Linked DNA regions of Homo sapiens: region 2 is linked to region 1. The links are chromatin contacts, found by Hi-C or POLR2A ChIA-PET in ENCODE. All regions are on one chromosome and are shown on one strand. Each heading gives the region's core, a stretch centred on a gene start or an enhancer-like site at or near the end of the contact. The rest is flanking DNA. Distances are from core to core; before and after follow the strand shown.

Region 1 (4,883 bases), core at 380-2,879:
CACCCAGATGGAAAAGCACGTCACAGTCAAAATCACAATCAACATTCTTGCAACAATGTTTGATTAAAATAAAAAGTAAACTTGGAAACCCAAGAGGAAATACTTGCTTTCTGGTTTAAAACTGTGCAAACCTCAAAATATCAGCAGAAACCATGTATACAAGTCACTGAACACACCTTCAACATAAAATGAATCATCTTTCGAGCATTTTTAAGCCCCCAGAGAAATCACATTTGCATACCAAGTAAGTGGCCAAGAAAATGCACACATGTACTTAACCTACGTCTGCAAAGAAGACAGAGAAAGGGCTGCTATTACTGTGAACATCAAAAGGGCTTCAGTTACAGTAACTTCAGTTCACTTCATGCTCCTAACTCAGGCTCTCTGCCTCCAATGCTTAGCGTCCCGCACCCTTCTCCAGGTTTTGAACCTGATCTCAATCCAATCAAAAGAGAAACTAAGCAGATTTTTTTCTGGGCATTTACATTACCGGTAACAATAGAACATTATAAAGATCTTGTTAACAAAAGTAGCTTCTTGCCAGAGTCTTTTTATTAACACTTGCAACGCTATTTAACAAGCTGGCCATGCCTGTGTGACACCAAACCGCATGTGGATAAATTCAGTGTTTCATCTCCAGGCCCACCAATTCCTATCCTTTGTAACTAATAATGTTAACACGACAGATCAAGAAACTAGTTTTTCAGAAAGCAGTTTTCATTCATTCTCTATAGACATTTCCGCCGCAGTGAACATGCCCGCACTCAGGGTGTCTGTGCATGGCCCCAACTTTCCTCCAAGCCGGGGAGGATGCAACGTGGGCCAACCATCCCGCGCGCTCGGCCCTGGAGGCTGCGGGGAGCGACGCAGCGCGACATTCACCCCCAGGAAAGCGCTGCTTTCCGCAGAGGAGAGAGGCTGACTGTATCCTTAGCTCGGCTCCTCGCTTCCCCAGCGGCTCGCCCCAGACATTGCACCGCGGAGGGGAGGCCGGTCGACCTCTCCGGCGATGCCCGGCTTCTGCCTGCTGTGGGAGGGCAGCGGCGGGCACCGTGATCTCCGCACCGAGAAGAGCTCCCCTTGCCCTCTAGTCGAAGCTCCCGAGTGCTCGGAGCACGCTCACCCCTCGCGAACACACCCCTGCAGCCGAAGCAGCCCCTGAAGCCCGCAGCGCCTGCAACAGGTCCGGGGCAGTGGGGGAAACTTACAGCAGTGGCGACTGGCCGCAACGCACAACTGAGTTCTAGCGACGGTCACGGGCAAGGAGGCGACGAACCGGTCGTCTCAGCCCAGGGAAGCGGTGGCGAATGCCCCGGAGAAAGGAGGGCCAGCCGGGGAGAGGACTGCGCCCCGAACGATGGCTCGCGGACCGGCTACCGATGGCGTTCGCCTCCGTCTGTCGTCCCCACGCCGCGGACCCGGTGTCCAGGACCCGCAGAGCGTCTCCGGAGCGCGTCACGGTAGGGCAGAGCAAGCCTGCCACTGCAGGCGCCGCGGAAGGAGGCGGGCTGTGCGCTCGGGGGAGGGAGCTAGAAAGCGCCTTGTGTGCCGGCGGCCGCCAGGCGTCTGGACCGGGTCTCCGCAGCGCCACCGCCGCACCGCCTCCTCTCCGGCTGCCAGAGCAGTCTGCGCCCCGCCGCCGTGCGCCCCGCTATAAGTGGCGCGGCGGGGAGGGGAGGGGGCGCGTATGCAAAGAGACCGACACCGGGGGAGGGAGGAAGCGCATTAGCGCGGCCTGTGGTGTAGGAGGAGGAAGAGGAGGAGAAGGAGTGGGAGGAGGAGAGGAGCTAGAGAAGAGCGTGTCGGGGGAGTTAATCGGGAGAGGAAGCGGGAGAGGGGGGCTGCGGGGAGTGCAGAGAGACAAAGCGGACGCACTGTCTCAGCCGCTGGCAGCTGCAACCCCGGGAACCGAGAATAAAATAAGTTTTCCCGGGTTCGAGTGTCTGCGCCTCTTTGGGCCAGCCTGGTTAATGGACAGCCCCGGATCTGAGGGACCCACCTTAGGGGAGCGCAGCCCGGGGCTGTGCGCTTGGTGATGCCAGAGCCCGCGAGATGCTCTAAAAAGGGCTGCAAGGGGCGAGCTGGGTATCCGCAGGACAGGCCCTGGGCACGCATAGACAGCGCCTTGGGTAGGACACCCAGAGTGGGGAGAGATAGTGGCAATGGACGGGCAAAAGTCTGGACAGTTTAGGGACACTCGGGTTGAGCAAGCCAGGACGTTTAAGTTTCTTGCTGGCAGAGAGCCAAAGAGACTCCAGCCCCAGGCATTTCCTATGTGTCCTCCCTCCCCACTCCCCAGTGGGTGCGGCACCCCCGGCTGGACTCTGCCCTAAGCCAGGCGACTGCAGGGGCAGCCGGGGCGCAGTCCTGCGGGGCGCGCACCACGTGCTTTTCAGCCAATCGCCGCGGCCGCTTGATTCAAAGTGAACTCCTCAAAGCAGCAGCCACGCCGCCTCCTCTCCTAGCGATTAAGCCTCCATCACCTTCTCCTGTTTTTTATCGCTCGGTGGTGTTAGTTTGGAGTTCAGTAAAGAAATGGCCCAGCACACACACACGTTTAATAGTCCCGCGTGTCAGGAGAAGGGAAGGCGATTCGAAAAATAATCTCGCGTGGTGATCACTTTTACGAATCCCATTTATCTTTGCAACTAGAGGCTTGTCTTTCCACTGGGAGTTAAAATATCTGTCTTTTATTCGGTATTTGGAGCTAAGTCTATAAATGAACGGGATAGATGACCGGTCCAGCCCCCTTGTTTTACAGGTGGGGAACCGAGGCCCAGGGAGATGTGAATTGCCTGGCTCGTAGTCACTTAGCAACAATGTCCCAGCTCTGCAGCTCGAGAGTGAGGGCCCCACGACAGAGTTTATTCCGTCCCCGGGTCCCCGCGTCCCCAAGCGCCCGCGCTTCGCCTCCCAGCTTGCTTTAAAACACTAGGCGCAGGAGCGATTTAAACTGGCTAAGGAGGCCCCACATGGCGCTTCCAGAGTCCAGACTGCTGAAACCAAGACTGTCAGTTCTTCATTCTAATTTCATTTTCCTTTATCCTTGTTCCTTCCTGGTATTTGCGCCGAGAAATTTCGCTCCTTGCAAACAAAGAAAGACAGTGCCCTCTGAAGTCCTTTGTTAGCATTAACTCGGCAGCCTCACCACGAACCTTTCAATATATATATTTTTTAATGCAGAGTCTCGGCTTGAGGCTGATTCACAGAGACAGCCCGGATCAATTCATGTCAAGAACCACGTATGGAGAGCCAGGGGGGCTGCGAGGTTAGGAGAGGGCTGGCAAGCAGCACCCAGGTTCTGAAGCAAAGACCAGACAGATGGAAACTCTGTAGACTCCAGAGATAGGTGCTGAAAAGATGGGAGGCGGAAATGTGTAACTATTGCACATATGTCTTTTTAAAACATGTTTCTGTAGCCTGTGGCAAGGTGTGGGGGAGCTCATCAAGGCAGCCACCAACGCACCTTTTAGACACCTCCTAGACCCACTCTGTCTGCTTCCTTTGTGAGTCAAATCTACCTAAAACGGCACCTAGATGACCTTGCCTAGAAATGGACTATGTACATAGCTCAGCTGGTTGGTTGGGGATTTTGCCACAGGAAGCGACAGAACTAGGGACAGGTATGTATCTTTACCACCTAGAAATTGCGGGATGTCCTTAACCAAGGGAACAGCAAAGTTCAGATCCCTTTGCAAAGAACTTTGCTAAGCAGGCAGGGCTGAGAAAGGAAAGAAATCCGCTGGCCATTGTGTCACCATCCGCTGGTGCCACTTTCCTGTATCTTTTCTACCTAATGTTGCCACTTTCTATGCTTCAATAGAAGAAAGGGAAAAAAAGCTGTAGACTGGAAAATCTTGAAATGCATTCAGTGACCGTATACATTCGCTTCATCTGCCTCGGGGAGATAAGCAATACAAGAGAAAAGAAATTAGCTTATGTAAGTCCTAAAAACTGGAAAACATTTTCCTGCTGAAAGTCACAAGAACTAAACTTGCAAGTTTGGAAATCATGGGTGCTACTGATGACCTCCTACAAACTGTACTCTGGTTTGCTTGAGCCAATCTATGACTAGTTTTCGGGCAGTTGGGCAGTTTTTAATGCTTATCTCAGCTGAAAATGATTTGCAAGTTAGCAAATTTATGATCATAGCAATTCAAACGGTGTAATCCCACAGCATCTCTCAGCCAATCCTAAAGGTAACTCTTATCACCCCACTCACACAAAGAAAAGCTGAGCAAGTCTTCATTTTGTACAGGAAGAAACTTCTAAACAGGGCTGTCATCAAAACTGGACGACCATAGACATAGCAGATATCTGAGTCACAAACAAGTCAGGAAATGCTGCTTACACTGTATCCGCATTACACAATAGCCAACACTTCACACAAGACATTAGGCCAGTCCTGTAGGCCCTTGGGAGCAGGTCTTTGCCTCTGTCTTGTGACATCAAACCAAAGTCTCATTTTTTAATGCTATTAAGAAGCTGTGCCCAAGGCTTTGGGCTTGTTATCTCCCCTAACAATGTTATTTTGTTAGGCCGCAAAATAAGCAGCATGCGGTTAAATGTATTAGCTGCCTTCAAACCTAATTTATCTTCATTCCTTCCTAATTTACACTTGGGCTGAATTAATGAGAATGATTTAATTAACACGGTGCGATCATGGTACCAGGGACAGGACAGCTCAGGGAATTAGACCAAACAGTAGGCTAAGCAGCTGCCATCCTGCCTCCGGTGGTCTCCTGAAGCCCCACCCAAATTCAGACATGTTCCCTGCTGGTATTCCAAAAGCGCCCTCTTTGTTTTATGAGGACACTTTCTGAATCTGTGCAAGGAAGATAGCACAGCTTTCCTTCCCCGAGTTATTTGCTAGATGGACTTCA
Region 2 (4,451 bases), core at 54-2,553, 810 kb before region 1:
ATTTCCTTTGTCTATCCTGTGGCGAAAAGGCTATGGAGGGCCAAGAGTAGGAGCAGAGAGACTACTGTTGTAACAGTTTAGGAAGAAGACCGTGGTGGCTTGCCTGGTGTTGCAGTGGAGGTGATGAGAAAGGTCAGATTCTGAATCCAGTTGTGAAAGAAAGAAAACAGTCAAGGGTGACTCCAAGGAAAGACAGAGTTGCCATTTTTTGGGAGGAGAAGCTGGGTGTTGGGGTGGGAATCAAGAGTTCAGCTTTGGACCTGTTGTGCTTGAAATGACTGCTAGAACAACTAGGAGGAGATATTGAGGGGATAGTGTGACTCAGGGGAGTGGTCTGGACATCTGGACTGGAGTTGAAAATGTGAGAGTCATCATCATATGATGGTGTGTGATGCCATGCTGTCAGATAACCAAGGGAAGAGTGGAGAGAGTGGAGTTTGAGGACTGACCCTAAAGTAGTACAACCTGCCAACATCCAGAAGATGAGGAGGAACCTGCTATAGGGCCTGAGAAGAAAAGGCCAGCAAGGTGGGAGGAGAACCTAGAGAGCCTGGTGTCCTGGAGGATAAGGACAGGAAATGATCAACTGTATTAAATACTGCTGTAGGTCACAGAAGGTGCGACTGAGAGCTGACTATAGGTTCTGTCATTTGAAGGTCTTTGGTGACCATGATGGGCACTGTTTCAGCAGAGTGTTAGGAATTGAACTCTAAAGTAAGGCTCACCCTTTTTATGGTGGTTAGTTATTCTCAGTGAACGTTTCTGCTGTTCATAAAGGTCTAGAGTTAAAACAAAATACAATGAATGAATGAAACCAATCTACTCAGCCACAGTTAAGAGATACTTGTACTGAGAGGCCTTCACCTGACTTTCGCGCTCTGGCATCCAGAGTGGGCCAAACCAGGTCAGCAGCAGGTTTGCAGAAAACTGCCTTAGCTGGGTTTGTTTATGTCTGGGCGTGGGTCTCTTACATAACCAGTCAAGTAGGCCACATTTTGCTTTAGCTACAAGGCTCTTAGCTTCTTAAGGGAGAGGTGGATTTTGTTGGAAATCAGTTGAAGAAGCCCTAGGCTGGGCCGTGTCATTAACTGTTTCCTGCTAGACTTGAAGTAGTTGTCAATGTCAGAAGGGAGGCATCTGCAACTGCCTCTCCCTCTCCCCCTTACTAGTTCCAATTCCCCTTCTTTCTATGGGTGGAATCTATTTACTTTCAATTGTCTCCCCTGTGTCACCTGATTAGAGCATTTAGTACAGGAAGGATGGGCTGATGAAAATTTTGACCTCACGGAGCCCTTGTGGAGTCACCTAGATCACATTACAAAGCAGTGAGAATAGGAGAGAGGAGAGCTGGGGATCCCCTTGGAGTTGCTGTTTATCCTCCAGGCACTTTGCAGTGAGAAGCTGGCCCGAGTCCACTTCATCATGTTAGGACATCTTAGTTTCTGAAATCTTGCCTTTGTTCTTGAGAAATGCTGTCTCTGATTGTCTAACTTTATCCTGCAGTTATAATCCCTCCCATTTCATGAGAGCTCATCCTTCAGTCCTTGGAGGTAAATCCTATAGGCAGTTTGATGGCTTTTCTTTCTCTTCACATTTTATGTTTTTCAGTTAACCATGTCCAGGATAGATTTTTCAAAATTTCTTAACACCAGCTAAGTCTGATATAAAAGTCACAACATTTTAAATGTGCTTCGTGAAGCAAATGGAATGTTTTGTGCATGCCAGTGGCCTTGGGTTGTTTTTGAATGTGTAACATTATAGCAGGGGTTGAAATTATTTTTAAAAAGAATCAGAACTAAAATTATGCAACCTCATTTACTTTTTAAATATTTAGGAAGCATAACTAATAAAGAATTTATAGGGTGCTTACTATGTCAGAGTCTGCTCTAATCACTTAAAATATTAACTCATTTAATTTTCAGAATAATTCTATGAGATGGATATATTATTGCCTTATTTTACAGATCAGGAAATGCAAGCACAGAGAGCTTAAGTAACTTGCCCCAGTCACACAGCTAATAGGTGGTGGAGTAGAGACTTGAACCCAGGCAGTTCAGGGCTCATGCTTTTAACCACTGCAACACACGAGTGTTTTTCACTAATTTAAAATCTGCAGCCATTTTTCTAAAATGGGAGTTGAGCTTTGGCTACTTTTATATTGTCTTTGAAATATATGCTTACCAAATATTAAAAATTATCAACAAAACTATAATGTTAATTTTTAGCTAAGAAAAACTTCCTATAAGACAGCATTAATTTAAAACAAGTAGCTGGTTCTTATTGCAAATTATTTCTATATGCTCATTGAAAAAGCAGTCCATTTTTGGGGTCAATAACTTTTTCACTTAATTTGTTACTGGAGTAGTTACATATAGAAGTGATAAAATCATATTTCTTGAAAATATTGAAAAGATACCTTTAAAAAAAGAAACTATTTTTGGGGACTTTCTGACCTAACCCAAAAAGCCTGCTAGACAAATTTGAAAAGGGCTGTAACACTTAAAAAAATGAAACTATTATAGCTTTTCCTTTGAATAGGCTGAAACATGGTAGAGCAATTAGCCACTTCAATATACGTAGCTGATGTTTACTTGAAAGTGTCCTTTAAGGCTTATTTTCCTTTCACGATCAGTCTTCTGCTGGTTTTAAGCCCATTATTTGCAGTGGCTAGTGTTGAAGTTAATAAAGGAGTGGTGGTCCTGTTAGTCTGCATCATTTTCTTGTTTGTGAGTCTGTGTTCACTTCTAGATCCTATTGTCTTGAGGCATCCTTTGACAAGCAGAGGCTATGTATGCCTCAGAAAAATACTCAAAAGGATGTTTGTGCCAATGTTATTAATGATTGCAGCAAGTGATTAAATCTACATGTCAGGTTCTAGGTGACAGAAGTAGAGAGGAGATTATGCTGGATTATGCTCTTGCACACCTATGTCCTTCACAAGACTTACTGTCTCGGTGGAGCCATTACCCGAGTGACAGGAAGATGACATGGGCTAAGCCACCTTTTCTTCCTTTCCTTTCCTTTTTCCTTTCTCCTTTCCTTTCTTTTTTCCTTTTTCCTTTTGTTTCTCCTTTCCTTTCCTTTTTCCTTTCCTTTCCTTTTCCTTTCTTTCTCTTTCTCTTTCTTTCTCTCTGTCTCTTTCTCTTTCTTTCTCTCTGTCTTTCTCTTTCTTTCTCTCTTCCTCTCTTTCTGTCCTTCCTTCCTTTCCTTCCTTTCCTTTCTTCCTTCCTTTCCTTCTTTTCCTTTTTCCTTTTTCTTCTTTGAGACAGGGTGTTACTTATTCTGTCGTCCAGGCTGGAGTGTAGTGGCGCTATCACAGCTCACTGCAGCCTCCACCTCCCAGGCTCAAGCAATCCTCTCACTTCAGCTTCCTGAGTAGCTGGGACTACAGGTGTGCACCACCACACCCATCTGATTTTTGTATTTTTAGTGGAGACAGGGTTTAGTCATGTTGCCCAGGCTGGTCTTGAACTCCTGGGCTCAAGTGATTCACCTGCCTCAGTTTCACAAATTGCTGGGATTACAGGTGTGTGAGCCACCGTACCTGGCATAGGCCACTTTTTGAAAGTATATGGTGAATTCTTCTAGGAATAGTCCATCTTGGAGATGTCCACAAACACAAAGATGACATTGAATCATAGAGTCATGCAGGTATTTTCTTTCAATCATTCTGTTGATTGAAGGAGAAAGTCTCAGTGTGGTACCCTTGCATCTTTAACATTTCTTGAATCCTTCAGAATCTCCCTTTGCAACAAAGAGTCAGAATCTAATTTCATTGTTTTGTTTGCATGATTTCAGTACATATAATTCCCTTCTTCTTTTTTTTGAGATGGAATCTCACTCTGTCGCCAAGGCTGGAGTGCAGTGGCGCAATCTCGGCTCACTGCAACCTCCATCTCTGGGTTCAAGCAATTCTCCTGCCTCAGCCTTCCGAGTAGCTGGGACTACAGGCGTGTGCCACCATGCCCGGCTAATTTTTTATAATTTTTAGTAGAGACAGGGTTTCATCATGTTAGCCAGGATGGTCTCGATCTCCTGACCTTGTGATCTGCCTACCTCAGCCTCCCAAAGTGCTGAGATTACAGGCGTGAGCCACCGCGCCTGGCCTTCCCTTCTACTTTTGACAGGAATAATATTGGCTTTCTATGTACAGTGGGGATAAGATTTTTCTTAATCTTAGGTATTTTTTAAATTAATTTTATTTAAAGAAAAAAGGCGAGTCCATTTAAAGATGGGTACTAAAGAATATAGGTGAATATATCCATGAAACAATATAGGTGATATGTAAATATGGCAAAATTGTGAATTTGGTAGAAGAATGAGAAAAGCTTGGGAAGTGTTGTTCTAATATCTAATATGGCTGATTTTGTAGAGACCCACAATCTCTTCTTTGAAATTCTTGGGACCAGATTTGTTTTGGAATTCCGAATTTTCAGATCTTTTTGGCCTGG

The links. Hi-C counts contacts between places; a loop is a spot of excess contacts on that map. ChIA-PET counts read pairs that join two places held with the same protein, here RNA polymerase II (POLR2A). Pooled maps may share reads with other maps.
Region 2: a loop to region 1 is called in a map of Calu3, with 3 times the contacts of the local background. The contact joins the enhancer-like site here to the promoter of ENC1 in region 1. A Hi-C loop is called at or near these places in 2 of 168 maps with a recorded cell type or tissue (Calu3 and HCT116) and 2 of 50 pooled maps. POLR2A ChIA-PET finds 5 or more read pairs at or near these places in 2 of 52 experiments (HepG2 and MCF 10A).

Annotation. Positions count from the first base shown.
Region 1 is chr5:74,639,099-74,643,981 of GRCh38, forward strand. It overlaps ENC1 (ectodermal-neural cortex 1), which reads right to left and starts at 1,630. Exons shown (of 3, transcript NM_003633.4): 1 at 1,209-1,630. It also overlaps a transcript of HEXB not described here. RefSeq lists enhancers at 1,079-1,438, 1,900-2,615, 2,616-3,329 and silencers at 1,479-1,738, 4,246-4,540.
Region 2 is chr5:73,825,573-73,830,023 of GRCh38, forward strand. All of the region lies in intron 9 of ARHGEF28 (Rho guanine nucleotide exchange factor 28), which reads left to right. It also overlaps the pseudogene RNU7-196P. Among named protein-coding and RNA genes, the nearest start is that of ARHGEF28, 200 kb to the left of the region's middle. Within about 2 kb of position 1,304, at least 10 of the 41 ENCODE cell types and tissues checked have a DNase peak (open chromatin) inside an H3K27ac peak, as active enhancers do.